2 separate regions of the Homo sapiens genome follow, and region 2 is linked to region 1. Evidence: read pairs that join two places in POLR2A ChIA-PET (ENCODE). Cell type or tissue: A673. All regions are shown on one strand. Each heading gives the region's core, and the rest is flanking DNA. Links, peaks and the distances in the headings are about the cores only. Region 1 overlaps PAX6 (paired box 6). Region 2 has its middle 22 kb from the start of LINC03031.

Region 1 (8,086 bases), core at 87-8,086:
CGCCCGAGTTTTCGAAGCTGCGGTAGAGAAACCCCATCCCCCCCAAATCCTGTAACTCACACCCCCTCTCGCCCCTGCCCGGGCTCTGACCCCGGAGAGAGGGGCTGGGCTGATCAGGGCGGGGCGAAGTCTTCTCCTAGTTGAGCGAGAAGGAGGCCCCTTTGGGCTTAGCCAAGACTGAAAGTCTCCACCAACCCGGCGGGGTTGGGGGCTTCTCTCCCCAAGTCACTCTCAGGGCAGCTCCTCCCCTCCTCACCCCACTACGGGCCTAGAAGGGATGGGGAGAGGAGCCCCCAGGCCTGCAGCAGGGTAGGGGTGGTAAACTCGCTGTTACAGGGCGCGGGAGAGAGCACGGTTTACTGGGTCTGGTAAGGAGGTGCCCAGGAATTGGAAAATCCCTGCCCTGGCAACTGCAATTGCTTGGGTCCTGATAGTCCCAGGCCCAGAGCGCTTTTGATACTTATGGCCCTTGTACCTCCCTGCTTTCCTCTGCCCAGACCCCGTGGGGTCCCACCCACCTTCCTGTTCGTGGTGGGTGCTGGTACGCGGCAGGGCTAGTCTAGAGCTCCGACCTGGGAGCCTGGAGGCCCAGCGAAACCAGGCCCGGTTTGAGGTTACGGTTGAGGCACACGGCGTCGGGGCTCAACTGAACTCAAAGTGTGGAAAGGCCCGGGTCTTCCAGCAGCCTGCCCTGGCCGAACCACACAGGCTTAAGGAGGGTCCCCAGCACCTTATCCATCTGTTTTGGAAACGCCGGTCGCCCCCTGGTGCTTCCGGGGCTGGTAAGCGCGTAGCTGAGGAAAGGGCACAAAGGTGGCGAGCTTTGCGGGAGTAGTTGTGCAGAACCTGCCGGACCCCAGGGCTTGGCCGGTAGGCTCGCCTTCGGCGGCTGGGCTCTCCCCTTGGAGCTCAGACTCCCCAGCCGCAGGCTGTCTCTCGGGCGGGCCCCAGCCAGGGCGCGCAGCCCTGAGCGTTTGTCGCTGCGGCCCGGCTGGCAGGCCCCGAGGGGCGCGGGGTCGCGGGCCGGCCGGCAGGGCTTTGTGCCGCTCGTTCCCGGGTGTGCGCGAGGCGCGGAGCATCCAAATTGACACCATATGTTTTCCTATTAGTTGCTTCGCGGTCGAGTTCTAGGCGCATAATCATCGCCAGTGGGCGAGAGCGCCAGCAGTCCCTAGGGAAGGGACACAATGATTGAGGCTTAACCTCTGAAGGGGAATTTGGAGCTGCGCTTTCTCTCTGCCATTTCGATGCTGGGAGTGGCGCTCTGGCCCTGGCGTCTCCTGGGCAAGCACCAGCCGGCGGTATCTGCGGAGGTGGCTGGCACGTTGTTATTTTTTGAAATGAGTGAGGAGGGAGGTCTAGATTTAGGCGGCCTTACGCGCCCGCCTTGGCATTAGCAGACTGGGAATTGCCGTGGCTATGCCCGAAGTTTGGAAAGTCTCTCTCGGTCTCTTTCTGGGACAGCCTTTCTTTTTCCGGGAAGCTTCCTGTGCCTAGAGGTGGGGCTCTGTAGCTGGAGGGGTAGATGGAACTTGCGAAGCAAAGGAAGGCAATAAAAGGAAGTTAGGAGAAACCGGAAACGTGGGCCAGGCCTTGCTCTGTTGGAGAAGCGGTGTCCCCGCAAAGTCCCTGCTTGCGCTGGTCCCGGCCGGAGCCCAGATCCCCCAAACGCCTGTCACTTCTCATCGAGTTGAGGCTCCGGCCCCCACCCGCGCCTTGGTGAGGGCCCCCCCTCAGCCCCAAGCCTTCGGCTACCCTGAAAACGCGGCTCCCCTCGAAGGGGAAACAAGTGCAGTTCAATCTCGTCTGAGTGATCTACAAATAAGGACGGAAAGGGTCGTTTTATCACGGTCCCGTTTGTCGTGACGATGCAATTTCCCGGAGCGGAGCACTGTCACAAAGTGACAAGGCTGCCACAAGCGCCCCGACTGATCTTTTCAATTAGCCTTCCATGCATGATCCGGAGCGACTTCCGCCTATTTCCAGAAATTAAGCTCAAACTTGACGTGCAGCTAGTTTTATTTTAAAGACAAATGTCAGAGAGGCTCATCATATTTTCCCCCCTCTTCTATATTTGGAGCTTATTTATTGCTAAGAAGCTCAGGCTCCTGGCGTCAATTTATCAGTAGGCTCCAAGGAGAAGAGAGGAGAGGAGAGGAGAGCTGAACAGGGAGCCACGTCTTTTCCTGGGAGGGCTGCTATCTAAGTCGGGGCTGCAGGTTGGAGATTTTTAAGGAAGTGGAAATTGGCAATTGGCTTTGTGTGTCTGTGGTTTTTGGGGAGGGGGACTACAAAGAGGGGCTAACTCCCTCTCCCTATTCTCTAAGGTTGGACCACAGGGATGAGGTTGTGAGATACAAAGATAAAGGAGGGATGGGGAACACTATGATGTGGTATTTTTCTTTTCTGTTTTTTCTTTTTGATAATATCTATCCTTGGCTAAGGGGAGGGCGGAGTTCAGCGGCGGAAATAAAGCGAGCAGTGGCTGGTGCGAACCGACTCCCGGCTCTAAGCCTTACTTGCGGTGGCCGGACTTGTCTGTGGCTGAAGCCGAGCCCGGGCTCTGACTCTCACGTCTGCACTGGAGGTGCGGAAACCTGGACTGGGGTTCACCAGCCACATACTGGCTGCTCTGGTTGTTCTCTCCTCTTCCTTCTTCTATTCTAACCAAACAAAACCCAACTCGATGCTTGTGCCAGGCCTTGGCCAGTTTGGACGGTGATGGAAACATTTCTGGATTTTAGCGTCTAAGGGAGCACTCAAGGGCTGTAAGGTTTGCTATCACTGTCCCAACACTGCAGAGACCTTGAAGGTTCAGTGTGGGATCTGTAGAACCCATGGTTTGCGGTGACACTCAGAGGGGATCTTTGGGAGATTTATAGAGCCGGTTCTTAGCGCTTTGTGGGTTCAGAGGCTGGCTGCAGTGTTTATGAAGAGGGGCAGTGGGCTGGGGACACTGCTGGGGTTATGGCTGTAGTGAGGTCCATGTGTACTTGTTCCTTGGCATGTGTCTGACTCTGTGTTGCTGCTGCAGTACAGTGGGCAGGGGCACGGTTGCTTGGACTGGGCTGCCCGATGTCTGGCATGGCTGGTGGTCCTGTTGTCCTTTATTTGATCGATAGCAGGGAACTGACCGCCGAGGTTGGCACAGGTTGGCAGGGGGATGAGGATGCATTGTGGTTGTCTCCTCCTCCTCTCCTTCTTCCTCTTCCCCTTCCTCCTCTCCTTTCTGTTCTTGTTCTCCCTCATCTTCCTCTTCCTTCTTCTCCCTCTTCTTCCTCTTCACTCTGCTCTCTTCTCTTCTTTTCCCCTTTCCTCTCCTCTCCCTTTCCTCAGGTCACAGCGGAGTGAATCAGCTCGGTGGTGTCTTTGTCAACGGGCGGCCACTGCCGGACTCCACCCGGCAGAAGATTGTAGAGCTAGCTCACAGCGGGGCCCGGCCGTGCGACATTTCCCGAATTCTGCAGGTGATCCTCCCGGCGCCGCCCCACTCGCCGCCCCCGCGGCCCTCCACTCTCAACGCCCTCTCTTCATTTCTTACTGTAAACGATGCTAATTATGGACCCCCCCACCCTCACCCACCCCAGTCCCCAGTCCCCCCACCCACTCCCCTGCCTTCCCACTTTCCCCTCTCCTTCCACCATCCTTCCCTATCTCTTTCAACCTGGGTCAGTTACATAAGATAACTCATCTGCTTCAGAAAAATATTGTGTGCGGATTTTTTTAAAAAAATCTTTCTCTTTTTATTTGGTAAAGACATTCATTGTGGGAACAGTTTATGAACCGTAATAAGCTGAGTTATATAAACCGGCATAATTTCATTCTGCTCTCCCCAGCCCATGCTTACCTCAGCTTTTGAGGTATTTGTTTATTCTTCATGTTTATGAATAATATATATTGATTTTAAAAGGCAAATGCTATTTACTCCTCCCTAACTCACATTTACTCAATTGAGTATTTTTTAAAGAAGAAGAAGTAAAAAAATCAGTTTATTTTTTACCTTTGTTCTTTAAAACATAACGCCACTTTAAGCAAGGTCAGCACAAAAATAAATTTATCTACTTCGTTTTGATGCATCTTCAGGCAGTGTTTAAGAAAAGTTTTTTTTTTAAAAAAAGCTTTTAAATTCGTTTTTTAGTTCAAATTGTTTGAAAGTATCATCATATTTGTAGTTTTTAGGGCTACAAATGTAATTTTAAGAAAAAAAGCTCTCTACAGTAAGTTCTCATACCATTGAAGGTATATTTTTGTGTTATAGACCCATGCAGATGCAAAAGTCCAAGTGCTGGACAATCAAAACGTAAGCTTGTCATTGTTTAATGCATACTTAAACAATTTTATTTTTGTCTTGAAATTATTAATAATGTGGTTTTCTGTCCACTTCCCCTATGCAGGTGTCCAACGGATGTGTGAGTAAAATTCTGGGCAGGTATTACGAGACTGGCTCCATCAGACCCAGGGCAATCGGTGGTAGTAAACCGAGAGTAGCGACTCCAGAAGTTGTAAGCAAAATAGCCCAGTATAAGCGGGAGTGCCCGTCCATCTTTGCTTGGGAAATCCGAGACAGATTACTGTCCGAGGGGGTCTGTACCAACGATAACATACCAAGCGTAAGTTCATTGAGAACATCTGCCCTCCCTGCCCTAAGCCCAATGCTCTCTCCTCTTTACCTCCTCCCACCCTCTCTCTCCACTGTCTCTTAGTCTGTGTCCTCTCCCTGCTCCACATTTGTCTCCTTTGTACCTGGGGGAACAGAGAGGAATGCCCTGACTTTTCTTTGACTGTCTGGAAAATGGGAGTCAAGTGTGGGGAGTCATTCACTTCATTTGCATGCTGCAAAACAGAGGGCGGAGGCACCAGGGAAAGGCACTTGAATGAAGAAGGAAAATGAGAACCAGATTGTAACTTCGTCCTAATCCACCTGCCAGAACTTTCCTTCAGGTGTCACACATCCATTTCCATCCTAATATTAAACAATATAATGAAAGAAAGCTTTACAACAAGTCTAAATAGTTTTTATTTTCGGGCAGTCTTTTAACAAAGCAAAGCAACCGTGTGAGTTAGGTCACCAGAGACACCAAGCAATGGTGAAGGACCCCCTCCGCCCAATTCTCTATCCAACTAAATTTCCATGCCCAAAGTGATAGCTATCATTTTTTCCACGGTGTATCTGCAAATCCACCCACTGTCCCGGGGTGGCTGGGAGCTTTTTAACGGGTTGAGAGTTGCTTTTTAAGGTTGTGGGTGAGCTGAGATGGGTGACTGTGTCTTCAGGAGACACTACCATTTGGTTTGATTTTGGTTTGATTTGCAGGTGTCATCAATAAACAGAGTTCTTCGCAACCTGGCTAGCGAAAAGCAACAGATGGGCGCAGACGGCATGTATGATAAACTAAGGATGTTGAACGGGCAGACCGGAAGCTGGGGCACCCGCCCTGGTTGGTATCCGGGGACTTCGGTGCCAGGGCAACCTACGCAAGGTAAAACCCAAGCAGCCATCCACGCAGCTCTCCATATGTGCATCCCTTTGCCTGTCCCCTACTCTCCCAACCATTTCCTCTCAGGGCTTCCATGCTTGGGGAATGTCATGGGTGAGACTGCATTTGAAGGCCTGGGACACATCGACCACATTGTATGTAGGTGGTGTTTGTTGAACCATTTTGTTGGCCTGGGAATGTGAGGGTTGTGTATGTCAGGAGCGGTATGAAGGTGGCTGGTGGGTGCGTGTGTGTGTTTGTGGGCAGCACTGTGTGCATAAGAACGAGCTGCGTGGTGCACTATTCAAATTTGACATTAGAATGCAGGGAGAGCCCCCTTGTAGAAGTGTGACAAGATAACGCACTGACAGACTGCGAGGTTAACATAATTGTATCCTGTTGCTTTTTGCTGTAATTGACAAATTATGTGACTATGAGTAGGGTGCACATGAAAAGGTGAGCAGGGAGATGCAGGGCGAGTCGGGGATGGGGCATTGGAAGTGGTGGTCTCCCAACTAAAACCACCCCACTATCCTTGCCCCTCCCCCGTTCGCCCCTCTGGGTCCCACTTTCTCACTCTCTGTGGGTGGCGACTATGTGGAAGTGGTGAGGTGAAGATACTGTGAGCAGGACGGCGGGATGCCGGGAGCCGCTCTGGTCTGGGAGGAGAGATGGGACCTGAAACACCCCAGGTTCTGTGAGAAGGGCTGGAGGAAGAAGAGCGGGGGATGGGGGGGGTGGGGCGGAGGGGAGGGTCAGTTGGCTCCCCTCCGCTCCCCTCCACACCCCGAGGTAGCTTGGTCAAGAATAGGAAACAGTTTACTCCGAAGATTAATCGGTATTTGTTGTCCTCGTGACAAGGAGATAATATGCGGGATAATGGGACGTGGCGTCTCACTCCCAGGAGCACAACGGAGCCGAGGGGCTCGGGGCCAGGGGCGGCGCGCGGGACTGCGAGGAGGCTGCCGGCGCATCCGTGAGCTCTCGGACCGGCTCCGGATGCCCGGCGCCTCCATGGAGTCGGGCGAGGGAAGGGAAAATCGGTAACAGTATGCGAAATATCTGGTACAAAGGATGCTTCTGTCACTCGCAAGAATTTGTTATGGGAACAATCCTGTCGCTCTGTAATTGCTCATTAGAGAACGTTTTGTTTCTCATTAAGGCGACATGAATAAGCGTCTAGTTGAAGGAGACAGCTGTAGAAATGTTCCACAAGAGACCTCTGGACACGATTCGGCACCAATTGCCAATTAGACATGTCAGTTTTAAGAGCAGAAAACAATATAGGACGGACACTGGGAAGATAGGGAGCAAAGCGCTCGCTTCTTGTTTCCCAGCGCGGCCGCTCGGCCGGCGGAGGCCTCCTGACGCGCGGGGCCCGGGCTCCCCTGGGCGACCCCGCCCGCACGGGCCCCGAACCCGCCGCCTCCGCGAGCTCAGAGGGCCCCCAGGCCCGCTCCCGCCTCTGGTGAGACTAGCGATTGACCCCACCGAGTGTAGGCAACCCCATCCCTGCCTGACTTTTGAAACCGTAGGATTCCCACTTGTAGACACTGGACACACCCAAGTGACACCCGAACTTCGCACTCACGAGCGTCCACCCCTCCGCCCCCAGCAATCTGAGGTCCTGGTGATCCCTCCCCTGACAAGAGTCTGGCCCACTTAGTCCGAGAAGTCTTGGGGAGGGACTCAGGGCACGGTGGCCTAGGCCTGGGAGGGCTGAGCCCAGAGCCTCCACTCCGGGCTCTCCCCGGTGCGTGGGCTCCCATGAGCTTGGGGCGCAGGATACACCCCCCTTCCGCTTCTTGGAGTTGGGCAGAAGCCGAGGACAGCAGCTTCCACCAGAGGTGGCGCCCGATTCGGGCGGATTTTCGTCGCCGGCAGTCTGAGGGCGGGAAGTGAGAGTCAAATCAGCTAGGGTCCGCCTGTGATGGTTGGGGCCGGAGGTGGAGCTAGTCCAGGGGCTTTTCACTTTAACGCGCCTAGTTGCTAGAAAATTCTGGGTCAACTGGCAATCACCACCCCCCCACCCGCAAGTGAGGTTTTTGGGGGGTGATTGTCACCTCAGGCACAGGACCGTCGCCCCTAGTTGCGTGGGGAGGACACGTGGGCCAAACGAAGCACAGAGTTGCCGGCGTGGGGGTAGCGGGCACCGGTGGTGAGCTTCGCTTCACGTTCCCGGGGAATCCTCAGACTTTTTGGTGCTAAGAGGGTCCCCCTCCCTCCCTAGCCCCCTTTCCCAGCCCAGGAAGCCTTTCTTGGGTTTTAAAGAGTCCATACTCCAAAAGCATAAGGCGGGGGTTAGGTCTCAGAGGGAGACAAATATGGTTTCCATCTGATCAACGCCATGCGGCGGTGAATAAAATCGCGACGACGTGGGCTGACAACAACAAGAGACAACTCTATCCAGCCCCAATTCTCCGGCGATTTGGTGGTTTTAGGGATCACGGAGACACTTTTTCTTATCTCCTCCCCTCACCCCACCCCCACCCCCCATAATACCCAAGCCCTCTATAGGATTTAGTCAGCCTCTCTTTCAACAGATGCTACAATGTTTTGATCCGCGCTCCAGAGCTGAAAAGGTGCCGCAACCGGGTTGCTATCTTTTC
Region 2 (11,955 bases), core at 2,224-10,223, 260 kb before region 1:
TGAATGGCCGAAAGGAACTCCATCAAGGACCCATCCTGATCTGCAAGTTGACGTTAGGGGCCCCGGTGGTAGTGTGCAGTGAAGCTATGGGAGTCAACTTTGCGTAACTTTCTTATCTCATCAGTGTTCAAAGGGAAGGGAGTGGAGAGCAAGATAAGAGAAGCCCCTCCTGCTTCTTCGCTCCTTGAGGGGACCATAAGGAAACCAGCCTTGTGCTTGCTATGGCTTATTTAACACATTTAGCAGCTCAGGCAACTGATCCTTTGAAGGGTTAAATAATCTGCTCCAGGTCACCCAGTGGCAAAGTGAGATTTTGACTGCAAAGTCACAAATATGGCTGAGATTTGTGTAGTGTTACCCCAGGCTCTTGCAGTCAAGGAGTGCATCTGTGGACGTCTGCCCTGTGTCCCTAGGAAATTGCTCAGCTGTGGTGTTCGTGGTCAGTATCTCCCCATCTCGCTTTTCACCACCTCGCTCTCTGGCCACCCCTATCAGCTTCTTGCTCCCATCTGATCTGGAATCATGGAAAGCATGACTCAGAGAGGGTGTACTAGTTTCTTAGGGATACCGTAACAAATTCCCATGCACTTGGTAGCTTAAAACGATTCAAGTTTGTTCTCTCACAGTTCTGGAGGCCAGAAGTCCAACATGAGCTTCACTGGACTGAAATCGAGATGTCGGCATGGCTGTACCCTCCAGTGTTTAGGGGGAAATCTGTGCTTCTTCCAGCTTCTGGAGCTACATTCTTTGGCCTGTGGCCCCTTCCTCCATCTCCAAAGCTAACAGTGTGGCATCCTCAGATCTCTCTCTGCTTCCGTCATCACTGCACCTTCTGATGCAGTGAGCCCGATACCCTGCCTCTCCTTTTTTTAGGGACATGTGATGGCATTCAGGGCATCCAGATATGTCAGGATAACCCTTTTGTCTAAAATCCTTAATTTAACAATGTCTACAAAAACCTAACTGTGTAAAGTAACATTCACCACTTCCAGGTATTAGGACCTGTTATCTTTGGCCATTATTTAGCCTACTACAGAGGGTAAGTGACCTGCCCAAGGTCATGCAGCAAGTGTGGGGTTCAAACCCAGGCAGACTCCCTCCAGTCCACACTTGACCACCCAGCTGTCCTGCTAAAGGGATAACAGAATAAACCATGATTCATATCAAGGAAGGGATGATTTGACATCCAGACACAGCTATTTGCATGAAGCTATTAAATTGCCTTGAATATTTTTGGAAGTGAAAGCTAAATTAACCAGCTCACCCCTCTGTGCAGCTAGGCCAGGTCTCTGTCACGTTTTTTTAATGGGCTTGTGAAGAAACACAGGTTTGTTCTGCTGTTTGTAGCTCAGTCATTGGACTTGAGACCTATTAATAAATTTGAAATATCTGCTTAAGGGCTAGAGGAGGAAAAGGGAAGGAAGGCAGTTAAAGAGGGGGCAACAATAAATGCCCAAGAAACTGGGTTTCTTCTCAGCCATAAGCCTGTCCTCCAAGCTGAAACCAGTGGAATCTGGTATCTCCTAGGGGAACCCGAGGGTTGATGAGTGCAGAGGTTGAACAGAGGTGCCTGATTGTCTATTCACTGCTTGGCCAGCCTAAAAACTCTCCTCTATCTGACACTTTTCCTGCTTTGTCCTGTGTTTGCTAGTCATGGAACTGAGTGAAAAGAGTGAGCAGATGGTGTGCAATTTCAATGATCTAATGATTCCGACCTTAAAAGACCAGGGAACAGGTGAACAAATCCATGCTTAACATTTATTAAGAATCTACGTGCCAGACACATTATATAGTATTAATCTTCCTTAACCCCTTTTATAGATGAAAGAGCTAAGGCATAGAAAGGTTAAATGACTTGTCTGAAATAAGACAGTAAAGCAAGAATCTGAACCCAGGTCTGTGTGGCTGCAAAAGTCATGCCCCGTGTGATTGGTTTTAGAAGACCCGAATTCTCCCATTCTTGCTTCACCTGCTCTTTAATGTGGAGAAAGCTTGTTCAACATGTGGCCCAACTTTGAATGAGGCCCAACACAAATTCATAAAATTTCTTAAAACATTATGAGATTTTTGTGTGTGTGATTTTTTTTTAGCTCATCAGCTATCACTAGTGTTAGTGTATTTTATGTGTGGCCCAAGACAATTATTCTTCCAATGTGGTCCAGGGAAGTCAAAAGATTGGACATCCCTGGTAGAGGTTTAAGGTCTGGCCTCTGGAGGCAGAGTACAGGGGTTCAAACTCTGATTCACCTCCAGGCTCCGTAAACTTTGCCAGGTAACCCAACCTCTCCGTGACTCTAGGACATTGAGATTCATAGCAAAGTGCGTGGAACAGTAACTGGCTCATTACAAGTTTAGCTATTACTATTACTATTGGCACATCCAGTAACTTAGGCAAGAGAGGTAGTTTATCATCAGGATGTCACTAAAGGTCATTGACGTCAAGCCAGAATTGAGTACAACTACTAGGTAATAAACAGGGCAAAAATCCATCTCTTTACCTTGGTTAAAGGCATGCAGTTAATACAAATAAACAAGAAACCCAGAAGCCTGGAAGAACTGAATACTACAATAATTATAATAAACTGTGTTTTCTTTACTTTCTTGCAGATTTTAGCTGAGAAATACCCCCTTAGCATCTGTGACATGTTTTCTAGAACTCAGGGTCTCAGCAGTACTACAATACAGGACCTGCACAGAAACAGTTTGCCGAGTTATCAGCACCATCGAATGTTTATGTGACAGAGGCGGATTCTCAGTCACTTCCCCATTCACTGTGACGGGAGCAGACCTCACCAACCACCTTGCACAGCCTATGCATCAGAAACAGTCAAGAGGCTGCTCTGTGCCTAATGCTGGCCTGGGTGCTGCCAGGGAGGCAGAAAGCAAATAAAGCATTGTCCCCATCCTCCAAGGTGACTTGTAGAGTCAAATCATCACACATGAAGTCAGACAACAGTGTGAGCTCCAAGTGTTAGCACAGGGATGTAGTCAGGGTTTGGCTATGGGTTGGCTGCAGAGGTGTGAATGTGCCCCATAGGAGGTGGGACCTGAGCTTGACATTTGAAGAATAGTTGGGATTTGGATAAGGAAAGGGAAAAGGAAAGGGCATGCCCTCAGAGGGGATCAGAATCAGCAAAAGTGCTGATGGGGAGAAACTCCCATTGAACCATCACCTGCTGATCCTGGGCGCTGCACATTTTCTCTTCGTTCACCCCTGACCTCAGTGTTTCCCATTGGAAGCCTATGGTGGCAATCACAGAAGAGTCCTTCTCAGACTGGTCTAAATGTAAAGATTTACTGTTTGGAGCTCAGATATGGGACTGCTGGTGCACGTGGTCAGGCATCCAGCAGTGGAGTTGGGTTCAGGTTTTTTGGATGAGGAGAATGAAGAAGGCTAGGATAATGGAGAAGTAAATGATGAAGGCATAGAACTTGTTGAAGAATAAAGACGCCAAGAGTGAAATGGTGAAATGGAGAATTTAAAAAAGAAGACAATGAATAAGTGGAGTAACCCATTTTGCAAAAATCTTACTGTGGCTTGACTGCTTTTGCCTGGTGACTCTCTGCCCTCTCACCTGAGTGGGGAAATTTAGTTCCTTCATCCATTCCTTTTGGGGTCTGCCTGTCTGTAGAGAGCATGTGCTTGGCTCTGCTCTTGGCTACAGGGTAAACGTGGGAGTAAAGCCTTTGCCCTCATGCTCGGGAGGAAGCCTGTAGCTTTTCTAGTGATGCCTGTTGCAGGGGAACACATCTGATTAGCTTTGAGTTTCAATATTGGGGGTCTGTGGTAGGAGAGCTTACACGTGGCCAATGACAGTTGAGCAGAAGTGATGGGTCACTTCTAAGTGGAAGCTCTGAGAGTCAATGTGGGGCTCACCATACTTACGTTTCCCTCTCCTCCATGATAATTGAAAATGTTCCAGTTAGAGTCTGTTCCAATTGCTGTGACTCCAAGTTAAGGTGCCATGGAACAGATCCTCAGCTGGGCCACAGTGGATCTGTAATGTGATAGAGAACTAAATTTTTGTTTTTAGCCAACAAGACTCTTGGGTTGTTTGTTACTGCTGCATAAGCTACCTCTCCTGCCTAACACAAAGCCTACAGTTGCTGCTGCACATCTAAGCAACTTTCTGCAGCAGCCCTATTAGTAGTAGATTGACATTTGCATCTCCATCTGCCCTACTTTTTTCCCTTTTCTTGTGTTCTGTTGGGATAGAGGTTGTTATTATTTGCATTCCCTCATACTCTAATAAGTGCCCAGTCTGTGAACTCCAGGTAAAAATTAATCTTGCTTCTCACTGTACAAAAAGGAAAGTTGGAAGCATCAACAGAAAATGTATTGGTGAGTTTTGATGTTGTGAAGTGAGTGGAAGATTATTTAGATAAATGAATTAATCTGATTGAAATGGTTCCCAGAAGTAAATGTCAATGAACCAGACGTGGTAATTTCTTGCTCATGAAGTAGTGTTAGTATGCATGTGACTTGAAGTTTATGTTAAAACACAAGCACTGAATTACCTCTTGGGGTGTGGATGGTGTAGACAGGGCATGTGGCCACCATGAATGGAAACTGTCTGTGTCAAATATGGTCAGCTCAGGCAGGATGATGGGCCAGACTCAAGGTTCCCAGAATTTAGTCGTGAATCATAAACAATAAGGCAAGGCCAGAAATATATCTTTTGTGTAGAAATTAACATCAAGCTATCTGTAAACATCTGCTAAGCAACATCCAAGTGGCTTCTGTGTACTGGCGGCTTCGCTTCAGTGCTTCAGAATAACAAGTGTTGCCTTCAGAGGGAATAATTGCTCTCTTAAAATGTGTGTGTGGGAATCTTAGGAGATAGTTACCTAGTCATATGCACATTTCCAAAAATGGGTTGCCATTAAAATGTGTGCCCAAAAAAGGGATTAAACAAACAAAATATCAGGAAAATGCTGAGTTCAATTTTCATGTTTTGTTTTGGATTTTGTTTGTTTGTTTTACTGTAGAAGCTTCTCAGAGGCTCTCCAGAAGGGGTTATGTATTAGTAGGAAACCACTTCCTGAAATTTTTTGACCACAGAACAATCGACCAATCAGTCACTCGATCACTGATAGATAGGTAGATAGACAGACAGATGGAGGAATGGAAGGATGAAGGAATGGATATGGGCATAGGTAAATAGAAATATTTAGCATTTCATTCGAATATTTGTAAATAATAAAGAGTATTAAGTGAACTTATATAATAAGTATACCTTTGACTAGATAAACAGACTTCCACTGATGTGAGCTCTTACAGTGAAAATTAAATCAACTGAACAATTAGGATGCTTTTGGGAACAGAAAACAAATTTCTATATAGAAGGAACTTAAACAATAAGGTTATCTGTTATCTCACGTAAGAAGTCTGGAGGCAGAGTGCTTTCAGAATTGGTTAATTCAGCAGCTCTACAATATTATTTGAATGTAAATGTTTTCTTTCTTTCTGCCACTGCTTTCTGAAGCATGAAGGCAATCTCTCCCTCTTAGTTGCAAGATGTTGCTGCAGTTTCTGATTCCCACACAAAGCAGACACAATATTCCACAAAGTTAGAGGGAGGGATTTCCTCATGTGTGGCTCTTTTGTTTTGTTTTGTTTTTGAGATGGAGTCTTGCTCTGTCACCAGGCTGGAGTGCAGCGGCACCATCTCAGCTCACTGCAACCTCCGCCTCCTTGGTTCAAGCAATTCCCCTGCCTCAGCCTCCCAAGTAGCTGGCACTACAGGCACGTGCCACCAGGCCTGGCTAATTTTCTGTATTTTAGTAGAGACAGGGTTTCACCATGTTGGCCAAGAGGGTCTCGATCTCCTGACCTCGTGATCTGCCCATCTTGGCTTACCAAAGTGCTGGGATTACAGGCATGAGCCACCACGCCCAGCATTTTTTTTTTTTTTTTTAAGGAAAGAAACTCTTTCCCAATAGCCCCCAGCAAACTCTCCTTAAATCCACACAGCAAGGTTTGGGGTGCACATCTGTGCCCTGAATGCAGTGAAAGCTGGGAAGGGAAGTATTTTACATTTTAAATCTACAGAGTGGAGGATGAGTCCTACCAGCAGCGGGGAGTGTGATGTCTCATAATTGTTGGTAGGCAAGCAGCCAGTAGTGTCTATTATATAATTGCATGAGCTTAGTGTATTAGTCTAGGTTCTCAGAGAAACAGAACGAATAGGATATATATCTCTATCCATCTATCTATCCATCTATTCATCCATCTATCCATCCATCCACCATCCATCCATCCATTTATCTATCTATATATCATCTATACATCCACCCATTCATCCATCTATCCGTCTCTCTGTTATTTATCTAATCTATCTATTTACCATCTATCATCTATCTATTATCTGTCTATCTTTCATAAAGAGTTGGCTCACAAGGTTATAGAGGCTGAGAAATCCTGAGATCTGCAGTCACCAAACTGAGGACTCAGGAAAGCAGATGGTATAGTAACAGTCTGAGTCCGGAGGCTGGAGATGCTCAATCAATATTCCAGCTTAAAGACACAGAGAGTAAATTTTCTCTCACTCCACCTTTTTGTTCTGCTTAGGCCTTCAAGGGATAGGATGAGGTTCATTCACACTGGGAAAGACCATCTCCTCTACTTTGTCTACTGTTTCAAATGTTAATCTCATCTGGAAACCCTCTCATCAAAATTCCTAGAATAATGTTTAACCAAATATTAGGGCACCCAGTACAGCAGTCAAATTGACACATAAAATTAACCATCACACGTAGGCAAGTTACCTCTTCAGGACTTAGTCACCTCATTTGTAAAGGGAGATAACTAATTGGGTTGTTGTGAGAATTAAATAAAATAATGTATTTACTTAGCATAGCATCTAGCACAAAATTTGCTCTCAATACAGATTTTTAAGCACAAAATTGAACTCATTGTAATAATACCAGAAATTTCATCAACTGTCTCTCATGCTGCCTCAGGTTCTCAGCACCTTACACATGCTGAGTTAGTCATGTCAAGGAGTCCCAAAGGGTTATCACACATAAACTTGGAAATCAGCCTGTCCTCTGCAATTGCTACACAGCCATGGTATTTTTCTCTTACCCTGGCTCATTGCAGAAGTCAATTGTCTGCAAAGCCACTTAAGATAAGAATACTAATGGCCATGCCATGCATGGACTGTACTGATCCCGAGATGGTCCCCTTGAGGATTCCAGAGCTGGGTTCTCAGCATAGGTGGGGGGAAAAGCCCTCCAAGTTGCATAGAATGCTCCATGAAAACCACTTTTGCTTCTTCCACAGCTCTTCTCTCCATAGCTCACTCGTTCAAAAAATATTTATCAAGCATCTACTATGTTCCAGCACCGTGCTAGAGAGTGGCTCACAGATAGTTGGTAGGCGAGCTGAACCAAAGGTGTCTGTTCAGTTGGCAGTGAAAAGTTGAAGAGTTGGGGAAAGAATCTGCATCTTTCTCAGACCAAGGATGCCAAGAGGTCACAGTGCTTGTGCCCTCCCTGAATCCTTGGCAGTTAAAGGGGTGGGTGAGGGTGGGGAGAAGCATAAGAATTTTGCAGCTATGGTCTTTGAGAGTGAAGACTATTGCTTCTCATTGTATCTGATGTTTACATCAGGTTTTCTGTAGCTGGCCTGGCCAGGGTGCCATTTTGGAATGGGAGTAGACAAAAACAAATAGAGCTTCTCTGTCTTTCCTGGTTTGTTTGTTTGTTTTTGTTGTTATCATTACCCTCTTTTGGGATTTGTAAAATCCATGCCTGGAACTGAAAACACCAGAGAATAGGGAGCTGAATTTTCTTCTTCCTTCTACCCCAACAGGGTGTGTGATTTGAAGGCAAAATGAGGTTCCAATATTGGTCAACATTGCCAGTGGTGTCACAGGTTAAGCAGGTTGGATTCTAAAGTCAGTCAAGGAATATAAATTGTTCTGTTTACAAACACACATACATGCATATGTTCATTGCAGCACTATTCGCAATAGCAAAGATATGGAATCAACCTAAATCCCCATCAATAATAAACTGGATAAAGAAAATGTACATATATACCATGCAATACTCTGAAGCCATAAAAAGTAATGAGATCATGTCCTTTGCAGAAACATGGATGGAACTGAAGGCCATTATTCTTTCTTTCTTTTCTTTTCTTTTCTTTTCTTTTCTTTTTTTTTTTTTTTTGAGATGGAGTCTTACTCTGTCGCCCAGGCTGGAGTGCAATGGTGCGATCTCAGCTCACTGCAACCTTTGCCTCCTGGGTTCAAGCGATTCTCCTGCCTCAGCCTCCCTCCTAAGTACCTGGGATTACAGGCACTCACCACCACGCCCGGCTAATTTTTGTATTTTTAGTAGAGACAGAGTTTCACCATGTTGTTCAGGCTGGTCTTAAACTCCTGACCTCATGATCTGCCCACCTTGGCCTCCCAAAGTACTGGGATTACAGGCGTGGACCACCGCGCCTGGCCAAAGGCCATTATTCTTAGCAAACGAACACAGGAACAGAAAACCAATTACTGCATGTTCTCACTTATAAGTGGGAGCTAAAGGATGAGAATGCATGGACACAGAGGGGAACAACCCACACTGGGGCCTATCAGAGGGTGGAGAGTGGGAGGAGGGAGAGGATTGGGAATATAACTAATGGATACTTGGCTGAATACCTGGGTGATGAAATAATCTGTACAACAAACCCCTGTGACACAAGTTTATCTACATAACAAACTTGCACGTGCACCCCTGAACTTAAAACACAAGTTAAACAAAAATAAATAACGACAGTGAACATAGTAAAAATTGCCTAACATTAAAATAACCCTTGAGAATTCAAAGTCCCATAGATATGGCTTTGTGGATCCCAAGCTATAGCTTAGTATGTCTAACACAGATGCTTTTCTCTCAACATGGGAACAGATTGCTATGCCTGTGTTTGGGCACCAGATGAGGTATTTGGCTTGTGTTTAGGGATTATGATGAATGCAAAATGGTTTTGAGTTGTTTGTTTTATGTTGGTTAAGTGTGAATAGTTTGCATATATTTAAATAAGTGTATAAATGAGGGAAAATCACTGGAGAGGCCACTGCTAGTACATAGTGTGCTGGCCAATTCTATTAATTCAACACTTACAAAAATGATTGAAACCATTTTTTATATTTTTTATTTTTGAAAATTTCAAACCTGGAGAAGAGTTAAAAGAATAATATAATGATAATGAATGCTTATATACCCAACACCTAGCTAGTTTCATCAACTGTTAATCTTTTACCACACTAATACTCTCTCTCCTTCTCTAACACACAGACACACCACACACACACACACACACGCACACACTGTGTATTAGTTATAATGAGGTTTCACAAATTGAGTATGCACTTGTAACCAGCACTCAGATCAAGAAGCAGAACATCATTAGCAACCCTGGAATTCCTTCTTGGGTGCCCTTTCTGACATCACCTCCTAGGGATATCCATTAGTCTGGCTTCTAATGACTAAATTGGTTTTGTGTGTTTTTTAACTTGATGTAAATGAAATCACATTTTACATGCTCTTTTTAGAGTCTGGCTTCTTTTGCTCAACATTATATTGGCCAGGTTCATCCAAGTTTTCCTGTACAGTTCTCTTTTCTGCTTAGCTCTGTCTTTGTGGCTATTGCTATTCAAGGCACTGACTTTTTTGAAGCATCCAGGCAAGTTGTCTTATAGAATGCTCTGGAATCTGGATTTGTCTGATATTTCTCTTGGTTAGGTTCAGCGTAAGCATTTTCGCAAGAATCCAACAAAGGTGAAGTTGTCTGCTTCCCACTGCATTCCATTATGGGGCACATAGCATCAGTAGGTCCCATTATTGAAGACGCTAAGCTTGATTGCTTTGTTAAGCCAGCATCTGACAGATCGCATTACCTGTTTGTAATTAACGAGTAATCTTTGGGAGGATACTTTGAGGTCACGTTAATATCCTTTATCCAACCAACTTTTTACTCAATCATTTTAGCATCTATTGATGATCCTTGCTTGAATCCATTGTTTTGTTGGAAATGAAATACTTAAGAAATTCTCCTGTAAAACTAAGACACTCTTAAGTATTAATGTTTCCTAACCTCCAGCCTCTGCAAAGATACAAGATAAACATATAGGCTATTCCCTGTTTTTCTACAGTGTTCCACTTTCTACCTTGTCTGTCCTATTTTGTACCCTGAGAGGGTGATCCTGAACCCTGCACCATCCACATTGCCCTGCAGTCAGGTTTCTGGTTGGGTGTCACCCATGAGAGCCTGCTACAGGCAAGACTTCCAAGGGCAAGAAGAGAGAGTAGTCAGGGGCCCCTCCTGACTTCCAGCTTCAGCCCTTTCAGCCTTAGGAATAGTAATAGCTTCCTGCTCTTCCAGTCTTTGGGTGCCTTGATATTTCTTTGTTCACTTAACCCTGTCCACACCTTTATAAGTAGTCATTTCATTAAAAAAAATCTCTTTTTTAACCTATCTGAAAACTTCTGCTTCCAGCCAGGACTCTAGCTGATTCAGTAAGTTTCACTCCAAATCTCAAGTTTTGATGTGAAGGGTGGGGTTTATACTGTATTTTTGTCCATCAATCAGGCAGGGTTCCTGGATAGAGGAATGAGTTACAAAGGGGAGGACAGGCTGTAAGAAAAAGGCAGGAAAAGAGTGTGTAGTACCCCAGGATTGGTAATAGTGAGCACCATGATCACCCTGGATCTGAAGGGGCAGTGAGAGGGACCATGACTTTTGGGTAAGGGACACAGCAGACTCATGGCAACCCTGCAGTGAGAAAACCAGAAGAGTAAACACTGAGTCTGCTGGCTTCTCTACCTCCTCTCTCCTGCTGCTGTTCCCACTGACCAGACTTGACAGATCCACCCAGTTCCTCCTTCCTGGAGCAGAGCAGGGTGGAGAAGTGGGGGAGCAGGATCTGAGAATATCCAAAATGTGCCTTAGTTCTCCTTAGTTCCTGGCCCAAAATATGCCATCACACCCAAACACACCAAATCCCAAGTGGACTACAAGATCGAGAAGGCTCAGCCTGGTGTTTAAGAACCATCTTTGAGAGGTACTAAGTATTATGATGAAGAACGAGGTTTTCAATTTCAGCTGCATGCTTGGACCAGCAACTTGACCCACACGAGCCTTATCTGTAAAAAGGGATATGAACAGTAAGTACCTGCTTCTAGATGTATTTGAGGATTAACCTCTGGAGGACCTCAAGATGGAGCAAATTTGTCCCCAGAAAATATCTTGATGTAGAAAGGATACTGATTTTGAAGCCTGAACTCTTGGGTTCAAATCCTGCCACAGGGTGCTCTTCCTCCGTGTGGCCTTAAGTTCTCCAAGCCTCAGTTTCCTTGCTATAAAATGGAGCACAAACACCCACTTCACAGACTTAGATGAAGACCAAAGCAAATGAGATAAATGTACACGAAAAGGTTTTCTAAAGTGGAATGGCACTCTGCTAATGTTCAGCACTATAATTAATAAGCCAGCGAAGAGTGTTCTGTGGCAGGCATTTTTCTGATGATCTTCATTGCTACTCTCTTGTTGACTCAGGACATGTCAACAGATGACTTCCATTCAACCTAAATGTCCCTTGCCCAAGCTAATTGCTAATTTAGACTTAAACTGTGCCCAACTCACGATTAGAATTCAAACCTTGGAACTCCATTAGGGATGCATAATGCTACATTTTCCTTCACTGAAATTAATCAGCTGCAAATGATTAAATTACTATATATAGTGTGAAACACAACAAAGCTGTAATTTTTATATAAATTCCAGAATGTTACATTATTTCCCTTCAGCACTGACATCGGAATAATTCCTCCACAATCATTGCTTTGTCTTCTGTAAAATAAAATTTTAAAAACCCATTGCTCTTCAAGCGTACCAAAGTCTGAGTTCAATATTTAATATGATTAATGTTTACTGTATTTGTTGTGGGGTTGTCTGCTAAT

What was found. Peaks named below come from ENCODE experiments on the same cell type or tissue, not always from the same donor. Only the 100,000 strongest peaks of a DNase experiment are listed, where the experiment ranks them.
Region 2: POLR2A ChIA-PET joins it to region 1 with 5 read pairs; 4 of 35 experiments call an interaction of 5 or more read pairs at or near these places.

What each region holds. Positions count from the first base shown.
Region 1 is chr11:31,798,085-31,806,170 of GRCh38, reverse strand. It overlaps PAX6 (paired box 6), which reads left to right. Exons shown (of 14, transcript NM_001368894.2): 5 at 3,337-3,467; 6 at 4,259-4,300; 7 at 4,395-4,610; 8 at 5,315-5,480. Among named protein-coding and RNA genes, the nearest start is that of PAX6, 9.2 kb to the left of the region's middle. RefSeq lists enhancers at 1-644, 1,813-2,028, 7,007-7,544 and a silencer at 1,813-2,028. In A673, for the core only: a CTCF peak has its summit at 7,335; DNase peaks (open chromatin) are centred at 1,150 and 7,316; H3K27me3 peaks cover 7,834 bases.
Region 2 is chr11:32,056,871-32,068,825 of GRCh38, reverse strand. No RefSeq gene overlaps it. Among named protein-coding and RNA genes, the nearest start is that of LINC03031, 22 kb to the right of the region's middle. In A673, for the core only: no CTCF peak of the experiment used is centred there; a DNase peak (open chromatin) is centred at 6,085; H3K27me3 peaks cover 6,470 bases.